2 separate regions of the Mus musculus genome follow, and region 1 is linked to region 2. A link is a loop called in an ENCODE intact Hi-C map of the cell type or tissue named here. Cell type or tissue: heart. All regions are shown on one strand. Each heading gives the region's core, and the rest is flanking DNA. Links, peaks and the distances in the headings are about the cores only.

Region 1 (8,343 bases), core at 205-8,204, 320 kb after region 2:
CAGAAATCCGCCTGTCTCTGCCTCCCGAGTGCTGGGATTAAAGGCGTGCGCCACCACACCCGGCTAGAACCATTTTGTATTGATGAGCAATTCATGTGTTTATGATATATGAAAATTAAAACTAAGCCACCAAACCAACAAACATCCTGTTCTAGAACATTCTCAAATAATAAAGGAAGGTTATGGAAACCAAGTATAGCCAAAACCATTCTATTGTTAAAGTAGAGGTTTTTTGAGTCAATAAGAAAAACAGATTCAATCTGTAATTTAGAGAAATATTAGAATTTGCTAAATACTGCATGAATTCATCCCATAGGTCTGAAATTTAATATTACATGCTTAGGGAAATCAATTTAAGACATACAGTATTTAATATTTATTAAGTACTAAGTCCTGCAAGGAATAGCAATGATGTGCCTGCTGTCTTATAGAAAGAAGCATCCAAAGAAAGCACATCAAAACAAGCACTGTTTGGAGCAGCTAACTCCACCTAATAGCTTTGCTCTATGATGTTCTTGCTTTGTGGTGATAAGGGTTTATTTTTTTATGAGTGGAGAAACAGCAGTATAACCAAAGGTTAGTAAAACACCCACACTGAGAGTTAACAAAAAAAACTTAATTAGGAGGAATTGCATTAACACACCAAACTTCACCTTTTAAGTTTCTTAGAAGAAACACAAACTCATTTTTATAATCTCACTCATGTCTTAGGCCCTCAACACTGTCCCTAGAATGTCTAACTTACACCATTTTGAAAAGGTTAGCCTAGAAAAACACAAAGCCATTTTTAATTATAGACAACCACAAGAACTAATAAAAAAAATTCCACTTACTGAAAAAGGAAAAATATATGAAGGGAACCAAAATGTTACTGAAGTGCTTAATGATAAACACCAACTGTCAACATAAAATGAAGGTTTGTGAAAAATAATCACATCCCTGTGGACCACTAATTGAAATGATCTTCCTAAGAAGCCAGACTCAAGAAAACATTTAAACATTCGATCAGGATAAAGCACAGCAGGCAGACTTTTTATTTCTTTTATTTCTTCAGAATGTTCTTATAGCAAAGAAGAAGTAATATGCATGAACTGATTTACTTGGGAGGCTGTATTTCACACACAGGCCTAAAAAAAAATGTTTGCTTCCTGTGTTTCAAAAGGCCATTTTTATAATTTGTAGGTTTTGTAAGTTTATTTCATGTGATTAGAAGCACTGGCAGGGGTCAACCTTGCTATGAGGAGCAACAGCAAACAGGGTATTTATGCAAAAGCCTACGGGGTGACACTAGACTAGGGCTTCAGAATGCCCTCAAGGTCTCAGTGAACTTCCATCTCAGCTTACAGGACTAATAGTTAACAGTCACAAATACCGACAAAGGTAAGAGCAAGTGTCAAGAAACTTAACCTAGTTGGGTTGCTTGGTTAAAAAAGAAATGAGAGACAGACACAGAACGAGAGAGAAAAGGAGAATGCTACTGTTGGGTGGGTGTGATCATCTGCATTTTATACTTGGCTAGACTTAAATCTCTGAGAAAGATACACACATCTGGGCATATCAAAGAGGACATTTCTGGAGATGTCTAATTGTTCACCCCTACTATTCTCTGTTCTTATGTGTATAGGTTAAGACAAATTAAAAGCATACTAAGAAAAAAGCACAGTTCTAAAATGGAAAGGCATTTGCATTTTCCCAGTCAAGAAAAACATTCGGAAAAAGCAGAGGCATGAGAACTGCCAAAACTCTCTGCCCCCACAACTTGGCTGCATGGAACTCTAGGCCTGTTGGCATCTTGGGCCAGAGAGCGCCCATCCTTCTCTTCACAGTCATTAACTGATGGCAAGCTTTCCAAATTTGTCTCTGCTAGCTTAGGCCTCTCCTGAGCCATTCTTTATCTGGGAGGCAGCTTCCCTTCATCCGTCACCTTTAATGGAAATGATTTTGTTAAGGTGAGTGAGGAACAATAAAGGATATCAATATCTCCTTGGGAAATGCCAGGCTTTCCCCAGCTTTCAGGTACACAAAAGTTCACTATGGTCATTGTTTATTATCTTCAGTGGAAATTTAAAGGCTTACAAAATGTGGTATTGTGAAGAATCAAGCCACAAACCACAAAATGACCACAAAACTGTATTTTACTTGATTTACTGTTCTATTTTCTGAAACGCAGCATGGGGACAACAAAAACAAGTAATGACCAAAAGTCATTTCTAATGTTTGATAAAAACTGTAATGGAAATATTTCAACATATGAGGTAGTTAAAGGTTAGAAAATTAGCCTACATGGACCAAACTATTAATAACTAGACCAATATATATGCTTAAATGCTACAATTATTTTAGATATCTGAAACATATACCTTAGTATTTAACAAAATATTTGAGGGCTGGAGAGATGGCTCAGTTGGTTCAGAGCACTGGCTGCTCTTCCAGAGGACCTGGGTTCAATTCCCAGTGTACACACAATGCCTCATAATCATCTAGTTCCAGAAGATCTGATACTCTCTTCTGACCTCTACAGGTACCAAGTACACAAGCAGTACAGTTATATGCAGGCAAAACACTCACACATAAAATAAAAGAAAATAAATTTAATTTTAAAAAGAAACAATTTTATGAATTTGGTCATGTCACTTTTAGATTTCTTTTTTATTTTCAAATTTTGGTTACCACCAAAACAAAAACTGTTGGCCAACTGAGCTTTACTTGGCAATGACTTTGTGATATCTTCCTTTTTTTAACCTGCGGGTGTACATGAGACCAGTGGCCAAAAGGCATAATGTGAAACTCTCCCAAAGGCCCAATTTTCTTTTAAGTAACATGATAAAATTGACAAAGATGAATGACTTAACTTTTCAAGGCAAGAAAAACCTAGAAAACCCATTACAAACATATAAAAAAAAACTATTTATATGAGGAATGTGTATAAGTACGATAAATATTTTTAGATCAAAATCTTGTTTCATTAATATGCCTTTGTAGTTTTCTAAGTTTTAGCTGCTTTCAAATGAATTTTAAAACAGACATAATCCCAAGAAGTATTTTTAGTAAAGAGCCTTTAAACTGATGAATAACTGTTTCAGATTCTGGACCCTAAGGAGATGTGACTAAAAGCACTGTAAGATGCTGGATAGGATCCTGGAACAGAAAAAGAACGGAAGTGGAAAAACTCCTGAGTCTACATGGAGTCTAGAAGTTGGAACTTTTGCAACATGTTAAATTCCTGGTTGTGATACGTGTGTATGTCATGGTTAGCTGAGGGAGCTAGAAACTCTCCACTATTTCTTTAACTCTTCTGCCAGTGTACAATCAGTTCAAACTAAGCAATCTTTAAAAATGAACACTACAAGAGAAAAAAAAAAAAGTATTCCATGCTATACTAAGAACCAACATCATGTGTCAGTGTAGGACTAGATGCCTGTAATCCTAATATTCTAGAGGCGAAGATGGAAGACTGTTTGTTGCAGGTCAAAGGACAGCTTGGTCTATATAGGGAATTGAAGGCAAGAGCTAAACAGTGAAACTCTTGGAAAACAAAACAAAACAAAACAAAATGCCTAAATCTTCTCACTGCAGTGCACTTGAGTGAAATGACTCCACTAGATGGCAGTCTGTTTTCTTCAATGACCAAGGGCCACATCCATCAAAATAGAAATGTTTTTTATCTAGCTTATTCTTAGCATATTAAATAGGCAATTTCTTTATATAATAGATTCTATGGTTTCATTCACTATACAAAATAAGTTTCTGCTTGATTTCCTAGAAATGTCTTCTTTCAGTATTCAAACTTCATTATCATTCCAAAATGCGAAGATGAGATTTATCAATCCAAGCATGCGGCACATTACGCATTCCTTTGTGCTACCAACCTTTGTATGATCTGAAGAAACTCATTCTTTTTAATGTTTATCAACATGGGATATTTTAGTCCTTCTATGGACTTCAAAACCCTACCACATCCACACAGTAATTCCATGAGAAGCAGTGAGCAGGTTCTTTCCACCTTGTTTACAGTCTCTTGGATGCAGGGTACCTCTGCCTGACAAAAATGATCTCTTCTTCTCAAAATAGTTTTAAAAAATAAATCCAAACATTCCAGGGTGTCACAACCAAAGTACAAACACTCTCACCGCTCATCTCTCTATTTTCAAAGACCTAAACTTGGATGAAACAGGAAATTACCCAATCTCGTAATTTTTACAGAAAAAGATGTTGCAGTTCTTAAAAAATGAACTGTGGATTGAAAACATTAATCTGCTTTTCTATAGGACCATGTTCCAAGTATCCAAATGGTGCCTCGCAAATAGCTAGCTGTAAGTCCAGTTCGAGAAGACTCAACATTTTTTTTTTCTGGCCTCCCAGCAAACCAGCCATGTACATGATACCCATATATACATGGAAACAAAGCACATATAAAAATTATAAAATAATTTTTTAAGAAATGAACTGAAAGTTGGGCATAGTGACACAAGGCTATGGTCCACTCATAAGAATGAGGCAGGAGGATCACAATTTCTATCCTTGTAAAAATTTCAAAGGAAACAACTTAACTGTGGAAGGAGAAGAATTACTCCCAATTTCCCCAAAGCGAATTTCTTGTGACCAACAATTTGGCTGCCTTTTATATAGAAGTAACCTTTAAATAGATGCCTTCTACTTATAACCCTTCTAAATTCATTAGTGTTACTCATTATGAGTTCAGCAGTATTAGTCAGCACAAGTTGGTTAGTCATCAGTTTTTTTAAACCACCAACCATTACCTCCCCTTTTGGCTTTTCCTTTCCTTCTAGTATTTTGCAACATTTGAGAGGATGAGTAACTATACCCAGGAAACACTGTTGGGCTTTTCTTGTCTGTTTGTGGTACAAAAAGCAACCTAACCCCTATTAATATAAGGAATGCAACTCTTCACAATCACATTGCTTCTCCATGAAATTTTAGGGAATAATATTCAGGTTGAAGATTTTATTCCAAGTGTTTTGTTTGGCCTTTGTTTTCTGTAACCTTATTAGCAAGAGCTTATATATTCAAACGATTTATCACCTTCTTCACATAATAAGCACTTGGGTATCATTCTTCCAACAGGGGGGGGGGGAAGAGTAGGCCTATTCTAGGAATGGAAAATGATCCCAGATACAAGTCTTTCCTGTTGTTAGAATTTTCTGTCAAGTAAAGACCAACAAAAATCAGCTCCTATATCTTTATATTGGTACTGCTTTCCCCAAATCTTCCATCTGATTTATAGCCAGCTTACTAGGACTAAAAGAAAAAGGCTGTTACTATGAATAACACCTGAAGACCTTAAGGGTACCCCTTCTCTGGGGTATATACACCTCAAAGCAGATGCTCCATAAGAAACAGTAATGTTAAAAAGAAACTCTCCTAACATTGGAAGCCACCTACCAGCTTCTCTGCTCTCCTAACCCATTCTGTACCAGGATCGTCACTTTCTAAGGGACCTATCCTGTTCTTTTCTGGAGACCCTATCCTTAAGGTTAGCTATTTTACCTGCAGCATCTAGCATTCATGTATATGCACTATATACAAAGTCAAATCTCCTCCAAGCCCCATCTTCCCTTAGAGCAGAGAGTTTGGGAGCAGCTTCTTCACTCACTCACACCCAAGACCAGCCTGGAACAGAAAAGGTATGACAATTAAAACAAATGATGCAAAGAAAGTTCTCCAGCAGTAATAAACCAAATGTACTGTCAAGAACTCCACATTTTCCTAACGTTTATAATACTAAGGTAGTCTGCTATTGCAAGGAAACCATTTAATCCCACATGGATAAATGCCACCATTAACTGCCCTGGAATTTTAAAATAGGCTTTAGAAAAATGCTATATTGAACCAAGGGAAGAATTTTACATGTTATAACATACTGTGACAGGACAGCTTCTCCTTACATGTCTTAGGATTTAAAAAAAATGCAAAAGGCAAAAGCAAGACATCCTTTCAGATGAACCTTGGAAAAATATTCAATTAACTGCTAGTTTCTTTTCTGCAGTAACGGTCAAAACAAGGGTCAGTTGTAAGACAACAAAGAAGGGTGGAAAATCCAGTGAGATACACAGGCATCTGTTAAAACAAGTGTATTAAGATGACAGTCATTTAGGTGTTGGATATATTTGTACTCATAAAAATTCTTTCAACTTTGATAAAGATTTACAGTGTTAGGGGAAAGAACAACCATACAAGTATATCTTTTAAAAAGGTATATATGGGGGGAGGGGAACCTGATCTGGTATTGGGTGAGGGAAAAGGACTGAACTGAAACCCTGAGGGCCAGCAGAAAGAATGGAAACAGGCAATTTCGGGAGGTAAGAGGTTGGGGAACCCTTCAGAATGCACCAGAGACCTGGGAGGTGAGAGGCTCTCAGGACTCAAAGGGAGGGACCTTAGATGAAATGCCCAACAGTAGGGAGAGGGAACTTATAGACCCCACCTCCAACAGGAAGACAGGGCATCAAATACAGGAGGGTGTTGCCATCCCACAGTCACAACTCTGACCCATAATTGTTCCTGTCTGAAAGAACTGCAGGGATGGAAATAGAGAGGAGCATGAGGTAAATAAGGACCAGCGACAGGCTCAAAGTGGGATCCGGCTCAAGGCCTGACACTATTACTGAGGCTATGAAGCACTCACAAAAAGGGACCTATCATGACTGCCTTTTGAAAGACCCAACAAGCAGCTGAAAGAGTCAGATGCAGATATTTGCACCCAACAAATGGACAGAAGCAGCTGACTGCTGTTGTTGAATTAGGGAAAGGCTGGAAGAAGGTGAAGAGGAAGAAGACCCCGTAGGAGGACCAGCAGTCCCTGGACACCTGAGATCTCTCAGACACTGAGCCACCAACCAGGCAGCATATGCCAGCTGATATGAGGCCCCCAACACAGATACAGCAGAGGACTGCCAGGTCTGGGTTCAGTCAGAGGAGATGCACCTAACCCTCAAAAGACTGGAGGACCCAGGGAGTTTAAAGGGCTGGTTGGGTAGGGGGTGGGGGTAGGGGACATCCTCATAGAGACAGGGTGGGGAGGAGGTATGTAATGTGGAACAGTTAGAGGGTGGCCTGGGGTGGGGGATAAAATCTGGAGTGTAAATAAATAAATAAATAGATAGATAGATAAAAGATTTTAAAAAAAAATACATATATATACCCAGATGTGACAGTGAACACTTTAAGACAGAGGCAGGTAGATCTCTGAACTTGAGGCCATCCTGGTTTACAGACTGAGTTTCAGGACAGGACAGACAGGCTACACAGCAAAACACTCTCGAATAGAAGGAAGGAAGGAAGGAAGGAAGGAAGGAAGGAAGGAAGGAAGGAAGGAAGGAAGAAGAGTCAGAAAGACAGACACAGGCATAAAATATAACACAAAAGGATGTGGTCAATACATCTTTAAACCAGGAGAGGTGGCACACACTTGTACTCCCAGCACTTAGGAAGTGGACCCACAGAAATCAAGTCTGAGGCCAGTCTAGACTACATTGTATGACTTTGCCTCAAAAGAAATGTTTCTTTAAAATATTTCTTTTAAAGAAATATCATCTCATCCTTGCAGTTCCAACACTTGGGAGCTGAGGCAGGATGGTTGCTGAGCGGTTACAGCCAGCCTAAATTACAAAATAAGACATTGTCTCATTTTTTTTTTCTTCTGGAACACAGGTTGGCATCAGTAAATAAGGCCCATGTCTCTCACTTATCTCTCTCAATTTGGAGCATGATCCTCATCTGACTTAAAAAAATAAGAATCAACTGACCGTCAGATGATAGCATCTGTCAGGGCTTTAAGAAAGCATTTCCTCCTCCTCCTCACTATCACCTGAGGCAGGAACAAATCAGGTGCTGTGGACACAGAATGTTGCTCTTGGTATGACATCGCCTTCTCTTTCCATTGTGCCAAAGCTAGGCCCTGTATGTGTACCTGTCAACACTGGACACCTTTTACTGCTTCCCTCTTTACTCACTGACTTGGCAGAAGCCTGACTTGTTTCCTAGGAAGACATCAAAGACAAAACAGGAGAAGGCAGAGGAAACCAGGCAGGAGGGAGGCATTCTCAGTGCTAGCATGATCACAGCTCAGAGGTACAGCAGGGGCAAGGCACAAGAAAAAAGTGGGCCTTCAGCACTTGGTAACTCCAAAAGTGCATCCGCACACATCAGAGGGACAGGGAAAGAGAAAGGGGGCTTTTTCTCACAGATTCTATCTGCTAGGCACTGAAGCACCTGGGCAAACACCAACTCCAGTTGCTAGAGGAGCCTGCCTAGCCAGTTTACAACAAAGTGAAGAAATAGTGAAAGTAACACTACATCCTTCCAATTCTTCCTGACTGGGTA
Region 2 (8,343 bases), core at 233-8,232:
TAGTGGGCTGATGGGTTTGAAGTTGCCTAGTTGAAGTGGCCTGTACATTATGCTGTACAGAGAGCTCTGCCTGCAAGTCAGGCCTGAATCTCCACCCAAGGACTCCTAAAGGGGAAAGACTCCTTGGGTATAGTGATGAACCTGTGGTCCTCTAGTACGTGATTCCAGATTGTTTTATCTTTGTAGTCATTCGACACTTTCTTAAACAGCTGCTGTCTAGAGTTGAAGTGCAAGTCTGGTATTGGTATTGTTAGTGTTGTCTCTGCCCTCCAGGTATGGCCTCCCCAGTTTTTGGGTGTGGTCTTCCACTAAATACTAACTCCTTTTGTCTCCCAAATTACATTAAAACTTGTGCTGGTGGGTTTTTTGTTTGTTTGTTTGTTTGTTTTACATCTGGCTTTGTGTTTGATGCTTGATAAATGAATCTTCCTGGAACTCTGAAGTATCAGTGAGTCTAGGTTCTTTTGTGGCTCTTCTTATGCTAATGGGGTGTTTTTAGAAACAAATCCTTAATCTGATAGATGGAGATTAAAAATCATGGGCACTGGTAAACATTCTGATACCTCTCAAAGTATACTATCTTGAATTATTTGATTTGTGATTTTTGCATAAACAGTTATATGCACATTTGAAAAAGATCCTGGAAAAGTGGTACAGTGTGGTGATTATGTTTACGGTTTGGGGAAGTAAAATGTACCAATTATAATTTGTGGTTTTCATTCTGTTCTGTCCTAGTGGGTCATGTCTGTGTATTGTATTTTATTTCTTTTATGATCCCCCAGACTAGACTCTTGTCAGAAAGGGAAACTTGGAACAGAGAGCTTGAAAGAGGGAGCAGACAATTGAAAAGAGGCTCCACTAGCCCATATTGGTTCTTGAACAGTTCTGTACAGCTGCATCAGTATGGGTCTTAGCTGTGGTTAACATTACTTCTGATCCTTAGATACTATGAATCTGCTTGCCTTCCCACTCCTCATTCTGTCCCAGTGACTAGCCTTCCTGAATGTTTGTGGCGGTGGAATGTGAGAAACAGATGCAATAGACCTTTTCTCCTTCCCATCATAGCGAATTTCCTTTGATAGATAAAAGACAATTCTGACTTTAGCAGTGGGTGGTTTTATAGTAGTATGTAGTCTTGCTTCTTCAAATAAATTCTGGTTTTAAAAGAGATCTTCACAATGAAACTAATATTGTATACAGGTATTCCCAGGAGTGACCCAACTTTGCTAGTATGACATATAGAAAGCACCACCTAGGAGCTGAGCAGTGATTATTCTGTGTGATTAAATAAACAGAAGTCGTGCCTTCTCAGGGCCCTTGATTTTGATGTTGCTTCACGAATGAACAGTGTTAAAGGTGGTGACCTGGGTGCAGGAAGAGGATAATGACATATCACAAACAGCAGAGTTGATCTGTCCTGAAGTCAAGGAGGAAGAGGTGGCAATGAGCCCTGATGTTTTTCAGAGAGGAAATATGTGACTTAGGTCCAGTATAGACCATCAGTTATGTATCAGGTGTTTGGCACATGACATCTGGGCCTTTATTTCTTGTCATCAGAATATTGTATACTCAAGAAGGAAGATAAGGCCAGACATGAAGCCCTGAGGGAGAGTATCAATGCATAGTAAAAAGAAAGGTTGAATGAAGACTTCAAGTTCATCCAGGTCTACCTTACTATATAGCAACTATGAGACCACAGGCCACACTTATAACCCCCGAACATTGCTTCACCTGAACAATAAGGATGTGAGTTCCTATTTGTAGGGATATGGAAAGAGTGCAGTGTGAGTTGTAGGCTGAGTCCTACACAGGAAGAGGCTGACAAGAGTATTTTGTGTGTTCTCTTGTAAGTGCTCACAGAGAAGACGAGGATGGAAGCAGCAGAAGCAAGTTAGGTACTGGAAAGGCTATAAAGAAAATAAAGTCTCAGCCTGACTGATCCTGCAGGTTTCCATGAGGGAGGGTGTGGTGGCCAGCATCAACTCTAAGCATTCTTATGTTGTCTGTGTTTGAGAAATGGCTCCAGGTTTGTCATGGGCTGCTAGAAAATAAAGGGATGTGATTTCTCTCTTTGTTAGGTTTGATGCTAACAAAGGTCCCCAGAGAAAGTAAAAAGAATAAGACAGTTATGAGGCCAAGAAATCATGACATCGACTGTGTTAGAAAAAAAATATTATTGTTGATCAAGGACATGCAACTGCACTCAGTCAGGGTCAAAATACTGGCTAACATCTGGAAACTTCCATAAGAGAGTACACTCCTAAACAAACTACAAGTGAGTTTGTATTGAAAGCCTGACCAACAGAAGAATATTAAGGTATGATAATCTAAGGGAAGCATAGGTGTTCCCCTTGACAAAGCATACTGCTCTACACAAGAGAGAGAATAGAAATACTGCCCAGTCCATACTCTCAGAAGCCTCTTTAGAATCACCTTTGCTGGACGGTATTTTTTTTCTAAGAAAGCTCACCTACCACAGACATAGGATTTTTAGAAGTTAAATTTGCAAGCTAGTTCTAGCAAAAGAAAGCTAACACTGGAAAGAGCAAGCAGGTGTTTCTCAGGGGACTAGCTTTGCTGCAAGTGATTCCCCAGAAGGTATTGGAGAAAAGAAATAATTCTACATCCCAAATTCTCAAAAATCAGAGGGAACTTGGTGTTGGGCAGTGGCTCTTGACCTGTGAGTTACAATTCCCTCGGAAATGTTGAATGATCCATTGACCTGGGTCTCCTAATACCGTCAGAAAACATAGATATTATGTTACAATTCAGTACAGTGGCAAAATTACAGTATAAAATAGCAATGAAATTAATTTTATGGTTAAGGGCCAACAAACAGGCAGACCTGTACTAAAGGGTTGCAGTATTAGAAAGGTTGAGAACCTCTGGTGGGTAACACAACAGTCTTCATGGGTAAAGACCTTGTTACAGTCATACATAAAGAAACAATGATCACTCGATGTTAGAGAAGGATGATGTCTTGTTACTTTTGTGATTGTTCAGTGGCTTTATTTTATTTTATTCCTTTTCCACTGTTTTGATGAGCTGAGAACATCATGGCCTTTCTGCCAGTAGGTCCATTTCTCACTTTCTCTACTTGTCAGCAGAAATGTATTTCATTTTCTCAATGGCACCCGCCCTTTTCCCTCATCAAAGTTTAAAAAACAGCCTTATTTTGTGGCTGTGCAAATTTTAAGGATATGCCAGTCCTTGTACCACATGGGATATGTCAGTCCTTGTACCACCTGGGATATGCTACCAAAACTCCATAGGAAGTGTTTTTAAATTTTAATAGCAAGACATTCTCTGACTTAAAAAGCTGTAGTCTTTCTTACCACAGATTCTGCACTTCTTTTGGGTTTTAGGAGGTATGCAGCCAAACTTGAAGCAGCTTCAGGCCCAGTGTTTGGGTCCACACCTTTACACCTGCTTTTCTCTTTTGGACACTCTTTTTTTTCCCTTCCTTCTTTTCTTTTCTTTTCCTTTCTTTTCTTTTCCTTTCTTTTCTTTTCTTTTCTTTTCTTTTCTTTTCTTTTCTTTTCTTTTCTTTTCTTTTCTTTTCCTGCTTCTCCTCCTCCTTGTCCTCCTTGTCCTCCTCGTCCTCCTCGTCCTTTCCTTGTCCTCCTCCTCCTCCTCCTCCTCCTCCTCCTCCTCCTCCTCCTCCTCCTCCCTCCTTTTCTTTCTAATGGGTGGTAATAGTTGGGGATTTTTGCAGGCAGACAGCAGGGGTCACCATGGAGCTGTGCATGGTGGAGAGGTCTCTTACAGTTGTTCTGAAATGGCACGGGGCTTAATTATGCGATTCAGATGTGTATTCCTTTTGCTCTGACTGTTTAAAACTTCACAGTATCATTTCAGTAATCAATAGATACAGTTGTTTGAAGGAAAGGAGAAAAGGTAGCTTCATACAGTGTTTTCAAAAAATCATGTCAAACCCTATGGAACTCTGAAAAAAAAGTGGTTACAAAATGTGTTTACTTAAATATTGTGAAATGAGGATGGAAATTCGAAGGGCAGGGTATTTGTCATCTACTCATGACTAGCAGATGGCCGCCTCCTCCTCCTCCTCCTCTGCAAGCCGAGTGACTCACATTGTACAGGGTGTGCAAAATGAAATTTCAAAACTCTACTGAGAAGAGGTGGCAGTGCCATAACTTGATGCTGGAGGAATGTGCCAGCCAGATGACTTTGCCAGCCAACATTTTGCCAAAGACTCAAACAAAATGTCTCTCACTGGAACGAGTTTGGATGTGTGTTCAGTCCATCATATCTGAAAGGATCAAGGATATGCTTCAGGTTGTGCGTGAGCCTGGGTGCATTTGAAAGGGAGGGTGGTCTGCTTTGCCAGACCAGATCTGGGTGGTAATCACTGCTAGCAAGGTGAGTCATGTCAGATGCACTCACCTGTTTTTGTTTGTCAGCCCGAGAATGGTGTCAGGTCTGCCTCCAGCCAACAACAGAACAAAGTCTGGGCTGTTATCAAAATCCTCCAATAAATGGGAGTCAAGTTTACAGATGATAATTTAAGTTCAAAGTTCTCTTTTTTTCTCTTTTGTTTAATAAAAAGAAACTTTGGCTCTGCTATGCTTAACCAAAACACTAGGTTGTGTTTTAGGTAATTATATTTGTTTAAAAATAGAGTCCTAGCCTGGTGGACAAATGCACATTTGACTTTTAGCTAGATTCTAACTTTCCTTCATGTGATAGTCACCAGGGGTGCTCCTAACCTCACATGTTCTAAATCTCCTGGTGTTTCCCCTTGGGTGAAGTCCCTTGTTCTGGTGGTAAAGAAAAGCCTTGCAGTTTATACCTGACTCTCTTTGACTACTTGCTCTGAAGGAAGCCAGTTGTCCTGTAAAAAGTCGGACTACCCCTAAACTACTGTCCTTTGTGGAAGCCACATGAAGAAGCTAGATGAAGAGGGAAATGCCTGAAAAACATTTAGCTGTTTCTCAGATCTTGGCAGATGAGACAGATGTGGCTAAAGAATCCATTTTGGATGTCTCACTCAGTTGAGTCTCCTAATGACTCCAGCTGCCATCAGAGTCTAACCACCTGGGAGAAACGAAGGACCACCTGGCTGTGCCCATTCAACCCACAGAATAATTGATCCTTAATATATTGTTTTTAGTCACTAGGCTTTGGGGACTTTAAAAAAAAACAATAGCAGATAATCTAAATATGAGGGGAAGGGAGGAAATAGCAGGCTAAAGAGGATCTCTCTCTCTCTCTCTCTCTCTCTCTCTCTCTCTCTCATGTAGGTATTAATGTTGAATGAAACAATTCACAATTGAATGTTTTCATCCTGGGTTTTCTTACCAATTCATGGCAGCCATTTCACTATAGCACTAGTGCAGCAAATTTCCCAGTAGAGTTCAGTTAAATCCCGTTTACCTGTCTGAATCATATTTCAGACATTGAGCACTTCCACAGGTCTCTCTGTTTCTGTGTATCTTGTAAGCAAAATAAGACTGTTTTTCTGTTCCAGGTTACATTTTCAAGAATAGCTGTGTAATGCAGTGTTTTGCGCCTGAGAAAAGGCTAGAAATGTTTGTTTTTCACTTTTAAAAGATCTATATTTTCCTAAATGTGCAGATGCTACCTGGCCATCTCCCCAGCACCTTATGAGAGCTCCTCCCCAGGAAACATTCTCTGATGTGCTTGCAACCTACTCTCTGATCCTTCCTGAAATTAATTACCGACCCAGGAGTCTTGTATCTTCTCCTACCACCCATGCAACCATATTCTGTTCAGTTATAAGTAGACTAAACTCACATATCTCAATTTTTTAGCACAGGAAGAATTCACTGTACCAAGTCAGCTTTTAAAGGTCTAGGAATTAAAATAATTACAAGATGCTAAGAACTATATTTCAAATGATAAGTAAAACCCCTCTGCCTTCATCTGAAATCCTAGATATTTGAAATATTCTCAGCATTTATAATTTAAAGTATGTATTTCTTTACTTAAAAGGTCATATATCTGAGGTATTGAAAAGTGTAGAATACATTAAACTTTAGCTATTTTTGATGAAAGGCAAAAACCATTGCTAGAAAAACTAATACTAGATTCCATGATTTTGTGTGTGTGTGTGTGTGTGTGTGTGTCAGTAACCATAACTACAACTATGTACAACTTCCAAAATCTGGTAAAGCCACTCCAGCCATGTTGAATTGCTGTAAATTGTGTATATGATTCAAGAGAACAATATTTTAAATAATTTGATAAGCTCATTTATTGACTTGACTTAGAGAATGGGAGGCAGTGAGTGAAAGAGGGTTCAGGGAATGAATAATGGTGGTGGGAAGAGAAGCCATAATCCTAACCCCATGGTTTGCAGATAGATGGAAATTGGGCTCAGTTTGCAGTGGGCCTTCTGCATTAATTCTGGCACAGACTTCTTCCTCAAAGATAAATACCAGTTTTGGAAGTAGGGGCTCTAGTGACTAAGAACATGGTATGTTATAATTTTATCTACTCTCCATAGGGCCCAATTTCTGCATTTTTAAGGCAGAGGTAGTCATAGCACATTTCCAAAGGCTGTTAGGAAAAAATCAATGAACCATGTATTTAAATTTCTTACTTTTTACATAGAAAGTGAGTAATAATTTTAGCAATAGACATTATTGAAAAATTTCTAGAATTAGGGTTTCAGGCACTTAATCAAATATACTTATTTTCTTCCATGGAGGCTTTGGTAACTTCTTTACATATTTGAAGGAGGTAAGACAGGGAGTACAGCCCATTCTAAAGGATTGAGTTAATACTGAGTAGGATCGATGTGTTAGAGAATCCTATTACTATAAAGCACTTTGCAAATACTGAGATTTTTGCAAAGATTTTGTCCTTTAATTATCAAACCCTTGTGTATTAAAAAGAAATTAACCATGTAAAAGTTTTGATCCATTCATACTTAATTAGTAAACATCTGGTGTTTTAGCAAGTATTTGATGTTCAAGCAGTTATTACATTCTTCCTTTCTAAGTTACTTTCTTCTTTATTATTTTGGAATTTTAGTTATGTGATAATCCATGTTCATATAAAAGAAGACTGCTTTCCATTAAAGTGTAAATTCTGTAAGTCAGGTAAATGGTACCTCAGTTTCCCTAGAGGTAGATGTAATATCTTCACTATCATCAATTGCCTCCTGGTGGATCCTGCTACTTTTTCCTAGCCAGGAACTGGTGGAAACTAGGACAAGCCCAGTTACTATTATTATTTGGAGAGATGAGGGCAGAGTCTCACTATATAGTCCTACAATTCACTATATATCTCAGGATGTCCTGAATCTCATGGCAATCCTCCTGCTTCAGATACATAATTCTTATTTTTCACAAATATTAACCATCTGTGAAGCATTTAATATGTGATTGTTACCTTTAACCACAATTGAATTCTGGCAACAATTCTGTGATGTAAGCATTATTACTCCCTTCTGTTGATAAGGAAATAAGCTTATAGTGTTTAATGCTTGTACATGATAGAGCTAGATTTGGAATAAAGCACATGTAGTTCATCTCTTTGTGTTTCATCTGGGGCTGAAATGACTGTAGTACCAGAGATTACCAGCAGTCTAGATACAACCCTGAGTTAAGCCAGAATCTAGTCACAAAAACAGGAATCCAAGGAATGAAGGAGGGAGAGAGCATAGCAAGGTGACCTAGCATCAAGCATATTCTTCCAGACCAAGCATTGCTTCTTAATTTTGACTAAAACATGGTAAGAAACCTGTATATAGTATGTGGGAAGGATAAAGGTAGTCCCTAAGTGCTGACACTTGATAGGGACCATGAATACTTTAAAAAGTGCTTCCTTTGCCTCTTCTCTATAATTAGCCATTTTTAGAAGGAACGTACAGATATTCAAGGAGATAAGTAAGCATGCATTCTACATATTAGGATTTACTTTACTTCCTAGAGACAAAAACATAATGACTAGTACCCTGAACACACAAGATCAATCCCCTCTCCAAAATATCTGATATGTATCTCAATAAGACATTAGAGTCTAAAATAGATAAATTAAAATAATTATGTAATGTGGTCAAGGAGAATTTATTTTAGGAGTGTGGAGTAGTTTCCTGTTCTAAAGTCCATTTTAAAAAATGAACCTTATCAATGGAATAAAAGCCAAACCACAAAATTGTCTCAATAGACTCCAAAATAGTATCCATTAAAGCTCAATATCACTGTGTGATAAAAATCATTTAGTGATCTGGGAATAAAAGAGCAACTTCAAAACAAACATATAATAAAAGACAAACAAACAAAAAATACCAGCTAATGTTATGCTAAATGATGAAATTGCCTGTGGCCATGCCAAAATTAATGCAGTAGATTTCAT

The links. Peaks named below come from ENCODE experiments on the same cell type or tissue, not always from the same donor. Only the 100,000 strongest peaks of a DNase experiment are listed, where the experiment ranks them.
Region 1: it touches region 2 in a loop (3-fold over the local background); 4 of 42 quality-filtered maps call a loop at or near these places.

Annotation. Positions count from the first base shown.
Region 1 is chrX:19,197,983-19,206,325 of GRCm38, forward strand. All of the region lies in intron 3 of Gm14636 (predicted gene 14636), which reads right to left. Among named protein-coding and RNA genes, the nearest start is that of Gm41892, 35 kb to the right of the region's middle. In heart, for the core only: a CTCF peak has its summit at 3,608 (motif pointing right); no DNase peak of the experiment used is centred there.
Region 2 is chrX:18,878,540-18,886,882 of GRCm38, forward strand. No RefSeq gene overlaps it. Among named protein-coding and RNA genes, the nearest start is that of Mir221, 260 kb to the right of the region's middle. In heart, for the core only: a CTCF peak has its summit at 3,749 (motif pointing right); no DNase peak of the experiment used is centred there.